2 separate regions of the Homo sapiens genome follow, and region 1 is linked to region 2. Evidence: read pairs that join two places in POLR2A ChIA-PET (ENCODE). Cell type or tissue: PC-3. All regions are shown on one strand. Each heading gives the region's core, and the rest is flanking DNA. Links, peaks and the distances in the headings are about the cores only. Region 1 has its middle 31 kb from the start of ECE1-AS1. Region 2 has its middle 29 kb from the start of EIF4G3.

The links. ChIA-PET counts read pairs that join two places held together with the same protein. Peaks named below come from ENCODE experiments on the same cell type or tissue, not always from the same donor. Only the 100,000 strongest peaks of a DNase experiment are listed, where the experiment ranks them.
Region 1: POLR2A ChIA-PET joins it to region 2 with 13 read pairs; 4 of 35 experiments call an interaction of 5 or more read pairs at or near these places.

The regions. Positions count from the first base shown.
Region 1 is chr1:21,321,389-21,326,736 of GRCh38, reverse strand. It overlaps a transcript of ECE1 not described here. Among named protein-coding and RNA genes, the nearest start is that of ECE1-AS1, 31 kb to the right of the region's middle. RefSeq lists enhancers at 2,460-3,020, 3,934-4,753. In PC-3, for the core only: a CTCF peak has its summit at 4,631; a DNase peak (open chromatin) is centred at 2,016; H3K4me3 peaks cover 1,305 bases; H3K27ac peaks cover 4,032 bases.
Region 2 is chr1:21,203,058-21,208,385 of GRCh38, reverse strand. No RefSeq gene overlaps it. Among named protein-coding and RNA genes, the nearest start is that of EIF4G3, 29 kb to the right of the region's middle. In PC-3, for the core only: no CTCF peak of the experiment used is centred there; a DNase peak (open chromatin) is centred at 2,125.

The DNA of each region.
Region 1 (5,348 bases), core at 1-5,000, 120 kb before region 2:
ATGTCACCCCAGTTGGCACCTAAGACCTCTGAGATGCTGCTCAGTTAAATGGATTCTTAGCTCTGCAGGCCTCGCCCCACCTCCCTACGCTGCTCCAAACCATCCCCCTCCTGAAACCAGAAATATAACCCCCCTATTATGAACCTCATCTCCTCGAACCTGAGCCCCTATTTTCCTTAAGATTTGGATCTCTCTTTGGGGTTCAGGCCCCCCTTTTTTCTCACTAGGTTCTAGGACCTGCTTCCTGCTTAGGCACCTTCTTCTCCCTGGACCCCTTCTTCACCCTTAGACCCTGGACCTGGGTCTGATCCCTCTCTGGGGACTGGAGGCTCTGCTGTCTTAGAGACCAGCACCCCCGACACACACACCCCACGGTCTCCCAGGTTTCTCTAACCCCCAGGGGCTTCACCCTTCTCAGCTTGACACACAGTAGGCACTCAAGAGACAAGCTTGATCCTGCCACCCCTTCTCCCAGCCCTCCCCATTTGTGGCCCCTCCTGTACCTCCCCACCCTCCCCCGCATGGGTATTTTTGCTCAGGGAGCTCGTGCTGTGTGGCAGCTGAGTCTGGGAAGCAGCTATTGTTGGCTGAGAACGTGGGGCGGCAGAAGGATGGGGGCTGAGAGGAGGCAGGAAACATGCTCATAGGTCCAGGCCCAGCCCCCTGGTCCCCACACCCCACTGGGTCCAGGTGAGGCCATTTTAGGACAAGTCAAAGAAAGCCCCCTTCCCACAGCCGGGAGCTCCGTTGTGGAAATCACTGCGCTAGGGGAAGCTGGCAGCAAGTTTGGAAACAAGGTGGCTGGCGAAAGTGCCACCGGCAGCTTCGGAGAGCAGCCGGGGCACCCCTTGAGCCTCTGGGTGGCGTCGGGACAGTAGGCAGGACTCCCTGTGTGTTGATGCTCTGCTGCCGCCCCTTCTCGTTGCTTCTCGTACCTGTTTCATGTCTGCTCCGTGGAGCAGGAGGTGGGAACCACAATTTATTGAGCATTAACTTTGAGCTAAGCTGTGTGCTGAGCAATGAATGCATTGACTCAATTCATACCTCAGTCAGCTCCAAGGAAGTGGGTCCTATTGTGTCCCCATTTAATAGGTGAGGAGGCTGAGGCTTGGTGAGGTGAGGTGACTCGGCCAAGGCCACACAACTCCTGACTCTGTTTTTGCAGGCTTCTGTAGAGCATCTGACTTCAAGGCTGAGTGTGTTTTGCTTGTGGCTGAAAAAGACCAGGGACAGCGAGGAGGGAGGAGGCCAGCAAAAGAGGATGAGAAGCCTGCATGGGGAGCAGGGAGTGCCCTTTCTGGTGTGGGGACAGGCAGCTGGAAGCAAATTTCAATCTGGATGAGGAACTGGCACTGTTCTGTCCTCTGGCCCCTCTTGCCCCTTAATTGTGACGTTACTTCTCACCGCTGAAGGGGAACCGCTCGAGACGCTGGCTTGTCCTGGCACCTGCCTTGAGCAGAAGCTCAGAGAAAGATGCATGGAGGGAAAGAGTGGGGAGCAGAAACAAGCCATCAGGTACCAGGTTGGTGGTCCTGGAGCCAGTTTATGGTTCATCTAGTCACAAGGGCCCCGTCTCTGTGTTTAGTGTCAGCTAATGAAGAAATTGAATCCAGTACACAAAATTGGATTTTGCAGTTTTGCAACCAGTCTCAACCCCCCTCTATTGTGTAACGTGTTTCTTTAGAGAAGGAAACCCACAACAAAACATGTGTGCTTTCCTCCTGGCGACCTCTGATACCTCCATTGAAGACATGGCTTAACGAGAACTGTTTTTCTCCTTCTTTCGTGATTTGTGACTTTTCTTGCAGGCTCCAGGTGGCAGTGAGTCAGCCATAAAGCTCGTTCAGGAAAGTCCAGAGGAATTTTTCTTCTGCATCAGGTTCAACTTGAGCAGTGCTGGGTGACGCCCAGTGACACACTCGGTTGGGGAAGGAGAGGCTGGCACACTCCACTAGCTGCTTATCTCTGCCACCTCCGCCTCCATTTGTCCCTGGCTTCCTGGGGCCCAGAGCCATCTCTGCCAGAGCAGGGAGGCCGATTAAGTGACCCGCGGGCTCCTTCTGCCTGACTCAGCTCAGCTCCAGCCCTCTCTGGGGAGAATGAGTCATTTTTTCAACCCTGAAATGTTTCTCTTCATGTGGGAAAGGGGCGGGGGTGGGGAGAGCCCCTCCTGGTCCTCTCCAAACTTGTTCCTCAGCTCTGAGGGACACTTCAGCCACAGACAAAGGGATTCTAGGGCAGCTCTGGAGAGGGCAGTCAGACCTGAAGTCAGTAAACCACAGCTGTGGCAGCCGTTGGAGTCTCCCTGGACAGAAGCACACTGGGCTGAGTGGGTGGAGTGTCCCTGTCAGTCCCGCACTGATGGATGGTTTCTCCCTTGGGGATGGGCCTCTGCCCCCTGCTTCCTCTGCCCACCCAGTTAAGAAGCTATATGAGCCCGGGTGTGGTGGTGCACATCTGTAGTCCCAGCTACTTGGGAGGCTGAGGCAAGAGGATCGCTTGAGCCCAGGAGGTCAAGGCTGCATGAGCTATGGTCGAGGCTGCATGGGCTATGGTCAAGGCCGCACTCCAGCTTGGGCAACAGAGTGAGACCTTGTCTCTTTAAAAACAAAACAGGCCGGGTGAAGTGGCTCATGCCTGTAATCCCAGCACTTTGGGAGGCTGAGGCAGGTGGATCACTTGAGGTCAGGAGTTTGAGGTCAGCCAGACCAACATGGCAAAAACCCATCTCTACTAAAAATACAAAAAAATTAGCCGGGCATGGTGGTGCATACCTGTAATCCCAGCTACTCAAGGAGGCTGAGGCAGGAAAATAGCTTGAAACCCGGGTGGTGGAGGTTGCAGTGAGCCGAGATTGCACCATTGCACTCCAGCCTGGGCAATGGAGTGAAACTATGTCTCAAAAAAAAAAAAAAAAGAAAGAAAATTGCCCCCATCTCCCATTTTCTGTCTCCCTTCACTACCTCATTGCTCCCCTTAGCCCCTCCCACAGTCTAACATGCTGCATATTTGATTTGTCTTATTTATTCTGTCTCCTACTAGCATATAAGTTTCATGAAGGCAAGGCTTATTTTATTTTATTTTATTTTATTTTATTTTATTTTTAGTTTTTTGGGACGGGGTGCCACTCCGTTACCCAAGCTGGAGTGCAGTGGCACAATCACAGCTCTTTGCAGTCTCGAACTCCCAGGCTCAGGTGATCCTCCCATCTCAGCCTTCCAAAGTGCTGGGGTTACAGGCATGAACACTGCACTTGGCCCAAAGGCAAGGATTTTGTCTGTTTTGTTTCCTGCTATATCTGTCGAGAACAGTGCTAACACGTAGTAGGCACACGATTTTAAAGAGGGTAAGAGGAAAATGAATGAGTGAATGGATGTGAGCCCCTGGCAGAGTATCCGGCCTGCAGTCAGGGCTATTGTGTATTTTGATCCATAACCCTCCCCCCGCCGGTTCCAGCTGTGTTGTTCTGGGAGGCTAGGGCCTTTCTCCACCTACGCCCTCAAGGTCAGCTTATCCACTCTTGAGGTTTCATGCTTAATTTTTATATTTGAGCTTCTCATACCAGTGTGTGAGATTGCCCTGGGGATCAGAGTAGGGTACTTGCATCATAAAATAAAAAGGTACTATTTTGGAGCAGAATGCAGAATTGGCATGAATTTTTGAGATTCAAAAGGAAATGAGACTTAAGCTTTTTTCACAGCTTTTAGCTGTGTCCTCAGTCCTGCCAGGGCACAGGTTGACTCTCCTCTGCCATGTGGGTGCTTTGGGAAAGTGTAAGCAGCCTTGTTTTTGGAAATGACCCCAACCCCTGAGCCCTGGGACCTGCCCTCCCTCCAAAGCCCCAGTGAGGGGTTTTCACCAAACATGCACAAATTCCAGCAGAGGGCGGATCCATGTGCGTCCTCTTCCGGGGGCCATGCCCACTTCCCTTCCCGGCCTCCCCGTTTCTTTCTCTCAGCAGAGTGCTAGATCAGAACCTCTTGTCCTTCCTGACAAGAGGCCCTTGTCTGTCTGCCCCCTTTCCTGTGCCTCTCCTCTCCATCGCTGGGTTTTCTTGTCCTTTTCCCCAGCTAGGTGGTTAGATCAACTTCCAACCCCTCAGGGCCAAACAGTGCCACCACACTGGTGTCCCCATCCCCTATGCCAGCAGTGGCACTGCCATTTTGGTCACAGGCCTGGGGCCCTGGAGTGTGACACATGTGGGGGGCCTGGCACAGCCCCAACCTGTGCCTCAGCCTGCGCCTTGCACTGGCCAGGTGAGAAGGGCTGGTTGCTCTCCTGCCCCCAAAGAACCCACTGGTGTTTCCATGGCAACTGTGCAGCCAGGCTGCCTGGGCGTCTGCTGGGCTAAGGGCTACCAAGTCCTCCACAAGGTGCCCATGGTTGTGGGAATGGAAGCATTTGCTAGAGGTGGGTGGCACTGACCTGTCCCCAGCCGTTAGGGAGGGAGCTGCACTCCGGGCTCAGGTGGGGTGTGGGGTCTCCTGGTTTTATCCACACCCCCATCCCCACTCCATCTCACTGAGAAGCCGCCTTGCCACTTCTTTCTGAGCCCCTGTTTCTTCATCTGTAAAAGGGGCATATAATGCTGACTTCAGAAGTTGTTCCAGCTCCTGACATGAGCCAGGTGGGGCAGCAGTGAGGGAGCTTCAGGCAGAGGAGGAGGGAGACAAGACCAGACCAAAGGGTGGCCGGGGACGCAGCTCTGTTTCATTCGGACCTGGGAATCACACCAACTGGCCCCTTCCAAGCGGTCTTAGATCCTGAGGAAGCATTCTTCCCTCTCTCAGCCTCAGTTTCTCCTTCTCTAAAATGAAAATAGGGTGGGCACGGTGGCTCATGCCTGTAATCCCAGCACTTTGGGAGGCCAAGGTGGGTGGATCACTTGAGGTCAGGAGTTCGAGATCAGCCTGGCCAACATGGTAAAACCCTGTCTCTACTAAAAATACAAAAATTAGCCGGGTGTGGTGGCACGTGCCTCTAATTCCAGCTACTTCGGAGACTGAGGCAGGAGAATCGCTTGAACCCGGGAGGCAGAGGTTGCAGTGAGCCGAGATTGCGCCATTACACTCCAGCCTGGGCAACAGAGCGAGACTCCATCTCAATCAATCAATCAATCAATCAATCCTGTGTGACAGGACTGCAGAAAGAATGGAGAAAGATAATAAGTGCATGACAAGCCTGGTGCCTGGCCCAACACACCGTAGGTGCTCATTCCATATTGATTACTTGTGAAGGCACCCATGGGCCACTGCACTGGAAATTGTCTTTCCTGTGGTCAGGCCTAGGTCCCCAACAGACCCTCTTCCAGGACATGGCTGCTGGGGGCCCCAGGGCTGCTCCTCCCA
Region 2 (5,328 bases), core at 1-5,000:
AGTCCGTGATGGAGTACTCATCTCTGAAGTCTCTGCGAATGCAGAGTGGTTTTGGTTTACTAATTTTGCGAGTAGAGGCAGTTCTAGTGGCTTCCATTTAGCCTTTCCTACCATAATATCCCTTACACCACAGGTCAGGGAACCAATGCAGGGATTCTGCCAGTTGCTGAGTATGTCTATTCCAATTATGCATTCCAGAGCTGGGGAAATAGCCACAGAATTGATCTGAGCATCCACTGGGCCCACCATAAGTAGGACCTGAGCTAAAACCCCATCAATCACCTGACCTCCATAAACCTTTACTGTGATGATGGACCACAGTGACATTTTGGGTCTCCAGAAAAAAGTGTCAATTCAGAGCCAGTGTCCAATAATCCCTGGAAAGTCTTACTACTTCCTTTTCCCCAATATGCAGTCACCCTGGTAAATAGCCACAGGTCCCTTGGGGAAGACTGGGAGAAAGACTAAAGGTATATGTTTTTGGCAATGTAGTAGATCTTTCTTAGAGCATCTGTCCTCCCTTTCATTCAAGGGATTCTGGTCTCTAAGTCAAGTGTAGAAACTGGTTGAGAGGCCATGTTTCTCTGTTTTGGTGATTCAAATTAGACTTCATTCATTCCATAACTCTTCTGCTTATTCAGCTCAAGTAAGAATTTAATAGGACATGTGCAGTGGCTCATGCCTGCCTGTAGCCCCCAACACTTTGGGAGGCCAAGGCGGGAGGATCAGTTGAGGCCAGGAGTTTGAGACCAGCCTGATAAATAAAGTAAGACCCTGGCTCTACAAAATATATATAAAAATTAGTGGCCGGGGGCTAGGCGCGATGGCGCATGCCTGTAATCCCAGCACTTTGGGAGGCCGAGGCGGGTGGATCACCTGAGGTCAGGAGTTCGAGACTAACCTGACCAACATGGAGAAACTCCATCTCTACTAAAATTACAAAATTAGCTGGGCATAGTGGCACATACCTGTAATCCCAGCTAGGCTGAGGCAGGAGAATCACTTAAATCCAGGAGGTGGAGGTTGCAATGAGCCGAGATTGTGCCATTGCACTTCAGCCTGGGCAACAAGAGCAAAACTCTGTCTCAAAAAAAAAAAAAAAAAAAAATTAGTGGCTGGGCGCAGTGGCTCACACCTGTAATCCCAGCACTTTGGGAGGCCGAGACGGGCAGATCACCAGAGGCCTGGAGTTCGAGACCAGCCTGACCAACATGGAGAAACCTCGTCTCTACTAAAAATACAAAATTAGCCAGGCGTGGTGGTGCATGCTTGTAATCCTAGCTACTTGGGAGGTTGAGACAGGAGAATTGCTTGAACCCGCGAGGCAGAGGTTGCAGTGAGCCGAGACGGTGCCATTGCACTCCAGCCTGGGCAACAAGAGTGAAACTCTCTAAATATATATATACATATATATATACACACACACACATATATATGTGTGTGTGCTTGTGTGTGTGTATGTATATATATGTGTATATATACATATACGTATATGTATATATACATACCGTGTTAGCCAGGATGGTCTCAATCTCCTGACCTCGTGATCCACCCGCCTCAGCCTCCCAAAGTCCTGGGATTATAGGCATGAGCCATGGTGCCCGGCTGAGACTCCATCTTAAAAAAAAAAACATAACTGGAGAGTTGATATGTCCCTGAGATAGGACAGTGAAGGTGTTGCTGAAAGCAAACTGCTTCTGGTGGTCTTTATGGACAGGGATGGAGCAAAAGGCATTTGCCAAGTCAGTAGCTGCATACCAGGTATCAGGGAACATGCCAATTTGCTCAAGCAATTAAACCATATCTGAAACAGCCGTGCAATTGAGTTACTGTCTGATTAAGTTTACGATAATCCACTGTCACAGATGAATCTCCAAGATTCATCTGTTTTCTGCACAGGCCAAATAGGTAAGTTGAATGGGGATGTGATGGGAATCACCAGGATCACTTGACCCCAGGAGGTCAAGGCAGCAGTGAGCCATGATTCTGCACTCCAGCCTGGGTGACAGAGCGAGACCCTATCTGGAAAAAAAAAAAAAAAAGACTTTAATAGATTACTCATATTCTTCTTTTCAAGGGATGCCGTGATCAACTAGCCAATGCATGCATAGGTCTCTGTGAGTCAGATCATTCTGGTTACTACTTTGGCTCTGTGTTCATTACAGTACCTGTGCACTGTGGTTTTGGCAAGTAAGTACTGCCACTTGACCCCTGCTATCCCAGGATCTCATTATCCACATTGTATTTAGGGATCCCAGTTCAATGGGAAATTATAGCAATTCCCACTGTAATTTCTTTCTTTCTTTTTTTTTTTTTTTTGAGATGGAGTCTCACTCTGTCGCCCAGACTAAAGTACAGTGGCAGGATCTCGGCTCACTGCAACCTCTGCCTCCCAGGTTCAAGCCATTCTTCTGCCTCAGCCTCCCAAGTAGCTGGGACTACAGGTGCATGCCACCACGCCCGGCTAATTTTTGTATTTTTTTTTTAGTAGAGATGGGATTTCACCATGCTGGCTAGGCTGGTCTCGAACTACTGGCCTCAGGTGATCTGCCCGCCTCGGCCTCCCAAAGTGCTAGGATTACAGGCGTGAGCCACCTCGCCCGGCCCCCACCGTAATTTCTAACTAAAAGAGAAAAAGACCACAGAGCTCTTCAAGGATGCTGAAGCTCCTCTCAGAAATGTATTCACCACAGTGGTGAAAGGTGTGTCCTCTGGATCCTCCCACAGTGGGTAAATAGGTCTTCCAAGAAGAATGCACTCTGCATTCCAACCCCCCTAAGCCTTTGGATCCTTCTCTTTGCAGGATAGCAGGGCAATTCTGGTATTTCAGCTTCATTTACTCATTTACCTTCGGGTCCACATTTCATACAACCAACCAACCAACCAACCAACCTGCAAGGGCCTTTTTTTTTTTTTTTTTTTTGAGATTATTTTCACTCTTGTCACCCAGGCTGGAGTGCAATGGCACAATCTTGGCTCATTGCAGCCTCCACCTCCCGGGTTCAAGCTATTCTCCTGCCTCAGCCTTCCGAGTAGCTGGGATTACAGACATGTGCCACAATGCCCAGCTAATTTTTGTATTATTAATAGAGATGGGTTTTCACCATGTTGGCCAGGCTGGTCTCGAACTCCTTACCTCAGATGATCCACCCACCTCGGCCTCCCAAAGTGCTGGGATTACAGGCATGAGCCATTGCGCCCAGCCTGTGAAGGCCCTTTAACCCCTTGAGCAAAAACACTGATTCCAGAATCTCTGCTTAGTGGACCCATAGTGCACTGGTTGGCAAACATTTTCTCTGTAGATGGCCAGATAGTAAATATCTTAGGCTTGGCAGACTATTCTGTCTCTGTCACAATTACCAGGTTCTGCTGTTGGAGGACAAAAGCAGCCATAGGCAATACACAAATGAGACAGCACGTTCCAATGACATTTTCCTTATGGACACTGAAATCTGAATTCCATATGATTTTCATGTGTCATAAAAGATGATTCTTCTTGGCCGGGCATGGTGGATCATGCGTGTAATCCCAGCACTTTGGGAGACCAAGGTGGGTGGGTCACCTGAGGTCAAGCGTTCGATACCAGCCTGGCCAACATGGTGAAACCCCGTCTCTACTAAAAAATACAAAAACTAGCTGGGGCGGTGGCAGATGCCTGTAATCCCAGCTACTTGGGAGGCTGAGGCAGGAGAATCACTTGAATCCAGGAGGCAGAGGTTGCAGTGAGCTGAGATTGTGCCACTGCACTCTAGCCTGGGTGACAGAGCAAAACTCCATCTCAAAAAAAAAAAAAAAAGAATATTCACAATTCATCTCTTTCATCTTTTGTGTATTATTGTCATATATTTATTATTTATTTATTTATTTAGAGATAGAGTCTCACTCTGTCACCCAGGTTGGAGGGCAGTGGCACGCTTTTGGCTCATTGCAACTTTTGCCTCCCAGGTTCAGGTATTCCTCCCACCTCAGCCTCCCGAGTAGCTGGGACTACAGGTGTGTGCCACCATGCCTGGCTAATTTTGTGTTTCTAGTAGAGAGGGGTTTTGCCATGTTGCCCAGGCTGGTCTCAAATTCCTGGGCTAAAGGGATCCTCCTGCCTCGGCCTCTCAAAGAGCTGTGATTTCAGACATGAGCCACCACACCAGGCCAAAAATTGTATACATTTATGGTGTACAACATGATGTGTTTTTTTGTTGTTGGTGGGGTTTTTTGTTGTTGTTGTTGTTGTTGTTTGAGACGAAGTCTCACTCTTGTCCCACAGGCTGGAGTGCAATGGCGCGATCTCGGCTCACTGCAACCTCCACCTCCCAGGTTCAAGCGATTCTCCTACCTCAGCATCCTAGTAGCTGGGATTACAGGTGCCTACCACCAGGCCCGGCTAATTTTTGTAATTTTAGTAGAGACAGGGTTTCACCATGTTGGCCAGGCTGGTCTCGAACTCCTGACCTCAGGTGATCCACACGCCTTGGCCTCCCAAAGTGCTGGGATTACAGGCATGAGCCACCGCGCCCAGCCCAACATGATGTTTTGATATGTGTATACATTGTGAAACTGCTACATCAGATTAATTAACATATGCATTACCTCTCACACCATTTTATTTGTGGTGAGAACTTTAAAAATCTACTCTCTTAGCAATTTTTAAGTATACAATATATTGTTGTTAACTATAGTCACCATGATGTACAAAAAAAAAAAACCTCTTGAAATTACTCCTACTAACTAAAATTTTCTGTTCTTTGACCAATATCTCCCCTATATCTCCACCCTGCTCGTATTTTTCCACATCTATAAATCAACAATACATTGTTATTATTATTATTATTTTGAGACCCGGTTTCGCACTGTCACCCAGGCTGGAGTGTAGTGCCACGATCATAGCTCACTGACACTTCAGCCTCCTGAGCAGCTAGGACCACAGGTAGGCACCACCGCACATCCAGCTAATTTTTAATTTTTTTTTTTGTAGAGACAGGGTCTCACTGTGTTGCCCAGGCTGGTCCTGAGCTTACGTGATTCTCTTTCCTTGGCCTCCCAAAGTGCTAGTATTACAGGCATGAACCACTGAGTCCAGCCCACATTGCTGTTATTTTTGCTTTAGATTGTCAATTATCTTTCAGGGTAATCAGAATTTTTTTTTTTTTTTTGAGATGGAGCATCTCTCTGTCGCCAGGCTGGAGTGCAGTGGTGCAATCTCAGCTCACTGCAACCTCCACCTCCCAGGTTCAAGTGATTCTCCTGCCTCAGCCTCCCAAGTAGCTGGGAATACAGGTGTGCATCACCACACCCAGCTAATTTTTGGCCAGGATGGTCTTGATCTCTTGACCT